2 separate regions of the Homo sapiens genome follow, and region 1 is linked to region 2. The links are chromatin contacts, found by Hi-C or POLR2A ChIA-PET in ENCODE. All regions are on one chromosome and are shown on one strand. The core of a region is the stretch at or near the end of the contact, and the rest is flanking DNA. Distances in the headings are between cores, read along the strand shown. Region 1 holds the start of EDARADD (EDAR associated via death domain). Region 2 has its middle 52 kb from the start of ERO1B.

The links. Hi-C counts contacts between places; a loop is a spot of excess contacts on that map. ChIA-PET counts read pairs that join two places held with the same protein, here RNA polymerase II (POLR2A).
Region 1: a map of psoas muscle shows a loop between it and region 2 (5-fold over the local background). The contact joins the promoter of EDARADD here to the enhancer-like site in region 2. A Hi-C loop is called at or near these places in 4 of 168 maps with a recorded cell type or tissue (MCF 10A, astrocyte of the cerebellum, endothelial cell of hepatic sinusoid and 1 more). POLR2A ChIA-PET finds 5 or more read pairs at or near these places in 6 of 52 experiments (CD4-positive, alpha-beta T cell, H1, IMR-90 and 3 more).

What each region holds. Positions count from the first base shown.
Region 1 is chr1:236,392,244-236,398,055 of GRCh38, forward strand. EDARADD (EDAR associated via death domain) reads left to right here and starts at 2,043. Exons shown (of 6, transcript NM_145861.4): 1 at 2,043-2,262. The coding sequence starts at 2,202. RefSeq lists an enhancer at 2,665-2,714 and a silencer at 2,915-3,324.
Region 2 is chr1:236,331,537-236,337,224 of GRCh38, forward strand. No RefSeq gene overlaps it. Among named protein-coding and RNA genes, the nearest start is that of ERO1B, 52 kb to the left of the region's middle. Within about 2 kb of position 1,780, at least 3 of the 41 ENCODE cell types and tissues checked have a DNase peak (open chromatin) inside an H3K27ac peak, as active enhancers do.

The sequences.
Region 1 (5,812 bases), core at 793-3,292, 61 kb after region 2:
CAATAAACTAAATTCCAAGGAAAGAATGAAGGTAGGAAAGTAGCTGGTTTATTTGCACCTACTATATGACAGGCCTTAGTTTAGGTTTGTTTGTTTGCTTGCCTGGAGACAGGGTCTCATTCTGTCACCCAGTGGTGTGGTCTGATCATAGCTCCCTGAGGTCTGTAACTCCTTGGCTCAAGTGACCCTCGTGCTTCACCCTCCGAGAGTAGCAGGGACTACAGGCATGTACCACCATGCTCAGCTAATTTTTTTTTTTTTTTGTCAGAGTCTTGCTCTATCACCCAGGCTGGAGTGCAGTGGCACAATCTCAGCTCACTGCAGCTCTGCCTCCCAGGTTTAAGCGATTCTCCTGCCTCAGCCTCCCAAGTAGTTGGGTGCCTGCCACCACACCTGGCTAATTTTTGTATTTGTATTTGTATTTATTTATTTATTTATTTATTTTGAGATGGAGTCTCACTCTGTCACCCAGGCTGGAGTGCAGTGGCATGATCTCAGCTCACTGATCCTCCACCTCCTGGATTCAAGTGATTCTCCTGCCTCAGCCTCCCAAGTAGCTGGGATTACAGGTGCCTGTCACCACGCCCAGCTAATTTTTGTATTTTAAGCAGAGACGGGGTTTCACCATGTTGGGCAGTCTGATCTCGAACTTCTGACTTCAAGCGATCCACCCACCTTGGCCTCCCAAAGTGCTGGGATCCAGCTAATATTTAAATTATTTTGTAGAGACTGGGTCTCAAAATGTTGCATAGGCTGGTCTTGAACTCCTTGCCTCAAGCAATCCTGCCACCTTGGCCTCCGAAAGTGCTGAAATTGCATGTGTGAGCCACCATGCCCAGCCAGTATTTTCACATAAACATTATTTCAGTGAATTCTCACAATCCTGCAGACACTTGCAGACTCAGTTTTGGTTTCTTACTTAATGTAACACAACCTTAGAGTGACAGGTCCATCAGCGAAATCCAGCATATTTGACTCCATGATTACCAAATGCACTATCTCCATTTATTGGAAAAGGAAAATTGGAGGTCACTCAAAGAGCAGTGAAGTTATGGAAATATGAAATTTTTCACATGACTCTGAGATTGAGTGTTTGGGTACTATCGGGAAATGTTAAAAATGTCCATTTTCTTTTCTTTCTTTCTTTCTTTTTTTTTTTTTTTTTTTTTTGAGACAGAGTCTCACTCTGTCGCCCAGGCTGGAGTGCCGTGGTGCAATCTCAGCTTACTGCAACCTCCACCTCCCAGGTTCAAGCGATTCTTTTGCCTCAGCTTCCTGAGTGGCTGGGAGTACAGGCATGTGCCACCAATCCAGCTAAGTTTTTTGTATTTTTAGTAGCGGTGGGGTTTCATCACATTGGCCAGGCTGGCCTCGAACTCCTGACCTCAAATAATCCACCTGCCTTGGGCTCCCAAAGTGCTGGGGTTACAGGTGTGAGCCACTGCACCCAGCCCAAAAATGTCTATTTTCAATAGTGGTTTAAAACACTCTTGGACAGCAAAAGAAATAAAAGTTGAAGGACATTGTGACAGCAAATTGATTGTATGGGAACTCTGGTGAATGCGAATCATTTTTAAATTACTTTTTTTGTAAAGTGCAAAACAACAATAGCACCCATTTGCGTCATACTTTATAGTTCGCAAAGCACATGGGAAAAATAAAGGTAATGATGGGGATCGTTGCAATTCATAGGAAAGGAGGCACGAGGAAATGAAAATGAAAGGGAGTAATAACTACGTAACTAGTCAATCTTCCTTAAAAAAAAAAACCCTTAAAATATACCACCATCTTCTATTTGATATAATGCAGAATGGGAATGATAAAAACATGAATTACATTTCAGAGTTTCAAAAAGCAAACCAGCTTTATAGCAATGCTTGAGGTTGGGCTGCTAACAAGCTCACTCAACTAGTGTTTCCTGACGGCCAACGTCAGAATAATTCCATCTCCATGAGAAGTACAGAAAGAACCACAAACCAAACCTCCAAATTGATTCTAAGATAAAATACCCTTAAAAAAAATTTCCCTTCCTATCCGAAGGCAGACCAAGAGGAAGTTTATCCTCCCACCTACAAATTCCCCAGAGAGCTTTCATCTAGAAGGTTTGACTCTGGCCAGACAACCAGCGAGCATCTTCTCGCAATCTGTTGCTTCTTCCATGGCAAACTCCAGAGAATTAAGAAGCCAAACTCAACATCGCCATGGGCCTCAGGACGACTAAACAGATGGGGAGAGGCACTAAAGCTCCTGGTCACCAAGAGGGTATGTAGGCATTTGCTGTCTTCCTGGATTTCTCAGAGCTGAGTTTTTAGCCAGAGGTTGCTTATTTACGATAATTCTTGGATATATTATACACTAAATACTATTATTATCTTTTTCGACCCGACTTTTATCTTTCTGTTCTTATGTGTGAAGGCAGAGAAAGATTATTTAGAGCTCTTCAAAGATTCCTATTTAATTTAAAATGCCTGTCGCCTTCCTATAATAGGCTTATGATGGATGATAGCTTTAGTTAAAATGTAGCAATCTTAAATATATTCTTCATAACCAATTCCAACGTGTTCTCACTTAAGTAATGGGTATAAAACCCCACTTAAGCGTAATATTTTAAATATTTGAAGCCATCTTTTCTGAGAGAACCCGAAGCTGTTTTTTCTAGAGAAGCTGTGAGTGTGTATTGGGCGACTTCTGTTCACTCCTTTTCTGCAGCACTCACCCTGGAGGTCATGTAGTAACTAATGCCAAAGAAAAATCAAAATAGAAAGTACCAGCGTGTGCCATCATGCAGCGGCAGAGCCTGCTTAAAGATCAGGAAATTTGTCTAAATATCAGATCGCCGGCGGGCATCTCAGCCCAGGCCTGTGTAAGGGGAGTTCTGGTGTCTCAGCTGAGGGCGTGAGTAGGGAGCCAGGAAAGCGACCCGCGACTGCAGCCGTTTCTTAAGGCCAGTCCTTCGCTCGCAGTCTGTCCCGGGCGGCAGTCGTGTCAGCCCCCCGCTAGGACCCGCCCAGGGGGACGTGGGTACCGGGCAGGACGCGCGCTCTGGGCGCTGGGGACGCCCGGGACACTCGGGGCCCCGCCTTGCGTCCCAGCCCCGGGTCGCGGCACCCCGGCTCCCGCCCCGCGCCTCTGGAGGGAGGTACCGAGGGACGCGCAGCGAAGGGGCTTTGCTAATTGCCAAAGCAGGAAGTGAGCTCGTGGAAGAAGCGAAGGAGGAGAAGAAGAAGGGAGGGGAAGGCGGAGGAGGGCAGGGGCGCGCAGAGCCACGGTTTGCTCCAGGCGCGTCGGAACCGCAGGACTTTTCATCCCCGTGGTCCCACGGTCCTCCCGCGCCCCGGAGGCCTGCCAGCCCCGCTCGGACGCTCGTTTGCCCCTAACCCGCCGCCATGGCTTCACCGGACGACCCTCTGCGCGCAGGTAAAGGGACACAGCGCCGCGCCCGCTCCTGGAGCGAGCACCGCGGGGCGGGAGCTCGGGAGGCGCTCGCAGCAGCCGCAGGGCTATCGAGGCCGGGCCTCGGCGACCCCCGAGGGAGGCCCGGGAACCACCCCCGACCCAGGCGCCAGACCCGGAGTCGCACGGGGCTCCCAGTCCAGCCCCGCGAGCGGCTGCTGACCGCCCCTCCCGCGCTCGCCAGGGCCCCTGCCCCGCGTCAGCCACCGCGCGCCTTCCCCCTGCCCATGCCGCAGCCCCCGTGGCTTTTGTTCTGGACTCGGGATGCCAGGTTGAGACACGTCCTGCAAACCTCTGGCAGAAATGGGCGCAAGGGGGTGGATTTCGTTTTCGCCTCCCGGGCTTTTTCTTTCTCCCCGCTCACATGCCTTCTCATTACTCCTCTTCCTCTCTCCCATTGCACTTTGATGAAATGGTTTTGTCTGTCTAAACATTGGCCCTCGGAGCTATTTCATCAGATAGTATCCGCAGAATCGAGAGGCGGATCCCACCTGTGGGATCCCATCTGTGATTAGAATGGCCTCTAGTTCTGTCTTTATTTTAAAATATTGTGTGTTGGTACCCGAGGTCGGAGTGGAGATTTTTCTCTATTCTCTCACGTGAATCTAAAATCCGTCCCAGACCTCGCTTTCCTGGAGTTCTCTCTCTCCGCTGTCCTATAACCTAGACGGTGACATCCGTGGGTGTTTCTTGAACACACGAATGAATGATCTATCCCTCAGAGTACACTGGGGCTTTACTTGGTTTTGTTGAGGTTGGAAACACTGAAGAGAGTTACACAGAACCTGATATAACCGTTTAGATAAACGCGTTTCCTATTTCATTTCTTGAGCTTGGGCAGGGGCCGAGTTTGAATGTTCCATCCTTAAATTGTGGCTTCAGCAGTCAAAAGGAGACAGTGTGTCTGCAGGTGGTCAGAAGACTACACCCAACAACTAAGTTGGCATTGTGATGGCTGGGTTTGGGGGCGTTTCTTGGAAACTTCAAAGAAAGATCTACCTTTTTTTTTTTTAAGTGGGGATTGTTAAACATTTTATCAATTGGATGCGGAAAATAAATACATTGTCTAGATATTCTTCCCCATCCCCATACCTATTGTTTGAAAAAACAGAAGGGGAAACAAAGGGAGAAACCCTCCTACTGCCCCATCCCACTCCACTCCTACCCTAGCATCCACCTCCTTTTCTGAGAACTGAATTGACAAGGTGCCAAGGGGTGTTTTAGGCTGGATTTTACTACTAGTGGCCTCAGATCTCATTAAATGATGATTGCAGGGGTGGGGGGTGGGGGAATTCAAAAAGATCTTGAGAGAGATACACTGCATGGAGATAAAATGTAAAATCTACTTGGGCTCCCCTAAATCGACAGTACCAGGCAAGATGGGGGCTGGGAAACAGCTCAGCAGTGACCACAGTGTGTAAAAAGCTCAGTGGCTGGGTGCAGTGGCTCAGGCCTGTAATGCCAGCACTTTGGGAGGCTGAGGCAAGAGGATTGCTTCAGGCCAGGAGTTTGAGATCAGCCTTGGCAACATAGTGAGACCCTGACTCTACAAAAAATAGAAAAATTAGCCAAATGTGCCAGTGCATACCTATAGTCCCAGCTACTCGGGGGGCTGAGGCAGGAGGATTGCTTGAGTCCAGGAGGTCGAGGCTGCAGTAAGCCACTGCACTCCAGCCTGGGTGACAGAGCAAAAACCTGTATCTCAAAATAAATAAATAAATAAATAAAAAGCTACAGGTTCCAGATTTCCCAAGATGGTGTTCTTAGTCTGCCCAGCCCAGCCAAAATGGATGTGCACAACCTGGAACAAATGGGCAACATGGAACAAAGGGATTTCAAAATCCCAGGACATGTGGAGGAGTGAGAGGACAGAGGATATGATGATAAGAGGGCGTCATGTGGAAAGAATCTGTCTCTTTGACTTCAAGAGGTAGAACCCAAACCTGTCGGTGAAAACTTTAGAGAGAGATGGATTTGGGCTTCCTACAAAGAGAAAGGAGGCCTCCTAAGGGTGAGAGCTCCCCACCAGTTGGCAGAGGATGCTGAAGAACATACTTGACCATCTGAAAGATGATCCAAATGTCCATTCCCGCTCTGGGACTCTATTCTGTCTATAAAATGAGCGCTCCTCCATTTAAACACAGGCGCACACACACACCCCAATTTCCCCTTCCTAACATATTGTTTCGTTTCTGCAACCCACAGGAGACATCCCCTTACTCCTATTTCTGTAATGAAACCATAGATGGTGCCCATATCTTGAGCTCGCTTTACCCCAGACCAAGTGACCATACTCTCTCGCCTGATTTCCCACACTCTTCTCCCGCCTGGTGTTTTCACACCATTCCAACGTAGGTTT
Region 2 (5,688 bases), core at 530-3,029:
GCCTCCCAAAGTGCTGGGATTACAGGCCTGAGCCACCGCACCCAGCCTTGCCCTCTTGTGCCACATGGTCTGAGGTGTGGTCCTGCTCTTTGTATCCTGGCCTGCTGCTCCTCCTTCCCAAGCCAAGGCTTTAAACTAAAGTTTGCTCCTGGAACAGCCCAAATAAATGAGGCTTATGCGTGGAGTCTCCAAAGTTCTTTAACTAATTTAGCCTGTCCTGGGACCACACATAGCCCTGGCACTTGGCCCAGACTTTCAAAAAATAGAGGCAGAAGTACTTCTCTCTCTTTCACTCTTTAGCCTCATACCAACTAGGAGTTCTTAGAAGTTTCATTAGCAACTTCTAGGTGCAGCTTCTGCCGCATTTTCACTGAAAGCCCAATTAAGGGCTCTCACTGTCACTACTATTTAAACACACACATAAGGCCAGGCATGGTGGGTCACACATAATCTCAGCATTTTGAGAGGCCAGGATGGGAGGATTGCTTTAAGCCAGGATTCAAGACCAGCCTGGGCTACATGACGAGACCCATTTCTACAACAACAAAAATACACACACACACACACACACACACACACACACACACATATATATATACAAACACACGTAAGCAATTAAATTTAAAAAACAAAAACAAGCCAATGTATATGAACCCATTGGTGGCAGCCCAGGATGTGAACAAGACTAGAGTTCCCTAACTCGTGAACACCGACAGAGGCTGGGTTCAGAGACCAGTGACCCTGGACCATTGGCAGTTTCCACAATTGTGCAAACAAACTTCCTAAATTCTGATGGACAACACGCTAACTCTGAGAGGGTCACAATATGTCAGCACTGAAAGAGGAAATCAGTTTGAACTGAAAAAGGAAAAAGTGGCTCTGCTGTGAATCAGGCTCAGAGGACAGGCAGAGAGACCAGCTGCAAAGGTCACGAGAATCATCATTTCTCTAAGGCAGGGGTCCCCAAACTCCCGGGCTGCAGACTGGTACCAGTCTGTGGCCTGTTAGGAACCGGGTTGCACAGCTGGAGGTGAGCACGCATTACCACCTGAGCTCCGCCTCCTGTCCGATCAGCAGCCACGTTCGATTCTCATAGGAGCACGGACCCTACTGTGAACTGTACATGCGATTCTCCTTATGAGAATCGAATTCCTGATGATCTGAGGCGGAACAGTTTCATCTGGAAACCATCCCCCCTGCCACCCTACACACTGTCTGTGGAAAAATTGTCTTCCACAAAACTGGTCCCTGGTGCCAAAAATGGTAGGGACTGCTGCTCCAAGGTCATGCTGCAGTTTGAAATGTCATAAGGATCACAAGGATCCCCTCTTTGAGTGACTACTGGTTTCTCACCAATGATGCCCCCAGACCTGCTTTGTGAATCTTGTCTATTACTGGCAATACCCAACTGGGAAGGGTTTACGACAGCACCCATGTCGTGATTAATCCCTGCTTCTATGAACCCCACTTTAGACACCACAACCAATCCAGAACTGATCTCTGCTTCCCTTAGGTCTGCCTCAGACTCCTACAGTGGGATCCTAAACCTTGCTAAAGGGGCATTTCTCCTCCCTCATTTTGAGCAGGATGCTATGGTTCCTATGGAATGTCCCTCTCACTGCATCGAGTCAAAAAGTTCGATTTGAACAGGCTACAGGCTTGTCCCTGGTGGTCTTTGGAAGATTCAGCTTTAATACCTCTGAGAAATTTCCCGATAGACTGGATCATGAAGGGGTGAGCCGCTTCTCTGAGGCCTGTTTTGCCACCTTCTAATCAGGAGGCACAGCCAAGATAAACCCTCCCAGGTGCCAGTTTCTCACAGGGCTCCAGGTGCCAGTTCTTAGGACAGCTCTGTTTTAATGAGCTCTTGACGAAAGAGTCCATCAATATTGGGTACAAAGTGCACTGATAAGTTATCCTAATATGAGGGAACATTTTTTGGGTGCCAGGCATTTCCGTGTATGTGCACACACCAAGTTTGTGATAAATGCCTGACAAAATCTAAAACATGTGAAACTCAGAATAACCCTTTGAAGCAGGTACCATTTTTTTTTTTTTTTTTGAGATGGAGTCTCACTCTGTTGCCCAGGCTGGAGTGCAGTGGCGTGATCTCGGCTCATTGCAACCTCTGCCTCCCAGGTTCAAGCGGTTCTCCTGCCTCAGGAGTAGCTGGGATTACAGGTGCCCGCCACCACGCCCGGCTAAGTTTTGTATTTTTAATAGAGACCGGGTTTCACTATGTTGGTCAGGCTGGTCTCGAACACCTGACCTCAAGTGATCCACCTGCCTCAGTCCCCCAAATTGCTGGGATTACAGGTGTAAGCCACCATGCCCGGCCTAAAGCAGGTACTATTATTTCGATTTCATAAATTGTGAAACAGGGACACAGAACAAGAAGTAGCAAAAAGAAGAACCAAGATTTGAATCCAGAATGTCTGACTTCACATTCAATCTTAACCAATAAAAATATAGACCTGGTTCCAGCTTCAGCTCAGCTGTAACCTTGCCATAACGTTGGATAGGCTGTTTATGCCTAAGGTTCAGGCTCTTTGTCTGCAAATTAGGGATGTTCCAGGACATATGATTCCCAGGCCATTCCTGTGAACTCCATTTTGGAAATTCAACTACCTACTTGACTTTATATCAAGAACTGTGAAGGGTCTGAGACTTTGCCCAACCTGCTAGCAAAGAAGCTAGCCTGCCATAGTTTCTTGGATGCTGACAGAAATTACAAGGTGTTGAAGTCAGAAATGAAGAACTTTATTCCTCATAGCACAGCAGGTAGCATGAGCTTCCTGTTCATGTCAGTTCCCCTGGCTCCCCAGATAACAGAGAGCAGCTCAGGTGGAAGCTGCACATGCAGTAGGTCTGCATCACAATGAGGAACTCTGAGCACTGGGAACCCAAACCTTTTAAAATTGACAGCAGGCCAGCGCGGTGGCTCATGCCTGTAATCCCAGCACTTTTGGAGGCTGAGGTGGGTGGATCACTTGAGGTCAAGAATTCGAGACCAGTCTGGCCAACATGGTAAAACCCTATCTCTACTAAAAATACAAAAAAAAAAAAAAAAAAAAATCAGCCGGACGTGGTGGCACACACGTGTAATCCCAGCTACTTGGGAGGTTGAGATAGGAGAATCACTTGAACCTGGGAAATGGAGGTTGAAGTGAGCTGAGATCATGCCACTGCACTCCAGCCTAGGCAACAGAGTGAGACTCCATCTCAAAGAAAAAAAATATTTTTTGACAGTAAGCCTGTCTGATCTTTCCCCAGAGGGTGACATGGTCTTTATTGCACTAGGCAGTAAACAAATCTGCCCTCTGCTTTGGAAAGAGACATTCCCTCTATAGTCCAGGAATGTTTACTATATTAACATCACTGACAATGTAGTCTAGAACAAACGCTTTCAGTGCCTCTGCTTACAAAATGTGCAGAAATGGAGTGACTGATGGAGAATTGTCTCCAAACAATATCCACTTCTTATTTCTACACTCTTGGCTTCTGGTGAATTTCGTCATAAGTGAGTCACTTTGTCAGCCACTCTGATTGCTCTGACCAATAGAGGCTGGGACCAAATCTATTCATTTTATCCGACACAGCATTTAAAGCCAGTATCCACAGGACCCAAGCATCGGGATGAGGCCAACTTACAGTATTGACCTCAACCATTTGCCCCAAGATCCTGGACCAACCCAGCTAAACAAATCTCATAAACCATCATTATCACTAAGGTTCTGTACTGACCTCTCCACGTGGCTTGAGGCATTAGCCCAGGTGCAGCAGGACGTATTAGTGAGGCACAGTCTCTGCCTTGGCCCACAAGAAAGAAACCGAGAGCAATTCTGACACCTGGCTGATGCGTCCAGGTTGACCTGACAGGTCCAAAGTGGTGATAATTAAAGTCGGGGACAAATTTGTACCACTTTTTCTAACTAGATGACTCCCATGGTAGAGAAAACAGACTGTAATGTGTGCATTAAAATGGGTCGCTTGGCTGGGCATGGTGGCTCACATCTGTAATCCCAGCACTTTGGGAGGCCAAGGCAGGCAGATCACCTGAGGTCAGAAGTTCAAGACCAGCCTAGCCAACATGGTGAAATCCTGTCTCTGCTAAAAATACAAAAATTAGCTGGGCGTGGCGGCGCATGCCTGTAATCTCAGCTACTCAGGAGGTTGAGGCAGGAGAATCCCTTGAACCTGGGAGGCAGAGGTTGCAGTGAGCTGAGATAGCACCACCGCACTCCAGCCTGGGCAGCAGAGTGAGACTCTGTCTCGAAAAATAAATAAATAAATGAATAAATAAATAAATAAATAAATAAAATGGGTCAGTTATCCCCCTGGAAGTTTCCCCCAAGACACCAAGAATAGCTTCATTTTGGAGAGATCTCTGCAGTTACCTTAGGGCTACTTAATTCCCTCGTGGTGTTTTCTTAAATACTCTTAAGGTCTCTTAGGCCCACCCCTAAAATACAAATCCATGTATTTTGGAAGGAAGACAAATTAATGCATAGCTTCCACACCAGAAGTGCAGTGTCAGGGGACCACATGGTGCCCCTGGGAAAAAAAGTAACAACTGTTGGGATCCCCCAAGTAAGACCCATATCAGTTGAAGGGCATAGGTTGAGTGCCTCCAACATGGCTTCCTGGCAGGCTGAAAACCCTAGAGTTCCCAGCTTAGTGTGAATAATTGAGTCTAGTCCTTGTTTTGCTTCAAGTCCAGTTTATCCAGTTTGTCCACATCACCAACCAGGCAGTGTTCATCTACCCAAGGGATGACCAAGCAACATCTACAGAAATAGGGTGGGGAAGATGACCACAGGTGTTGACAGGTGTTTTGTGTGGGAGGTGCAGGAGTTGGGCCATCCCCTGCAGTGGCCTTTTTGGTCAGATGAAGAGGCATGACAATCAAACCATGGTTAGAGCTATCTGGCAGGGGATGGGAGGTACAATAGTCAGTTAAATGTCAAGGGCTTGTCAGGGTTTAGGAGACCTGCACCAGGGCATTTTCCTAGGTGAGGATGGCTTGAGGTACATTTCTGAAAGGCAAAAGATCATTAACATCAATCCCTCCCCGACACCACTTGGGGTCAAGGGTGTTCCCTCTCCAGGTACCTGAGTGTTGCTCCTCCCCCACCATCACACGCTCAGTAAGCCTACCCAGTAGCTAGAACTTCACCTTTTTTCAATCATCTCCCACCCACACCCGACCCTTCTATCTTGAATGGTCATGTACGACAGGGACAAAGGCATCTTTTAAAAACTTACAGAGGTTTATCATATGCTCCACACCTTGGCCCGCAGAGGTCATTATAGAGACACTCTGCAAACAATAGACTCAAACAAGTGGTCATTATCTTCAGAAAGGCAGGAAGTGGCTGGGCCAGGTGATTCACGCCTGTAGCCTCAACACTTTAGGAGGCCAAGGTAGGAGGATCCCCTGAGCCCAAGAGTTTGAGACCAGCCTGGGCAACATTGTGAAACCCCGTCTCTACAAATTTTTTTTAATTAGCTGGGCATGGTGGCATGCACCTGTAGTCCCAGCTACTCAGGAGGCTGAGGTGGGAGAATCGCCTGAGCCTGGGAGGTTGAGGCAGCAGCAGTGAGCTATGATGGAGCCACTGCACTCCAGTGTGGGCAACAGAGCAAGACCCTGTCTCTAAAAAAATAAAACATAAGAAAGAAAGGAAG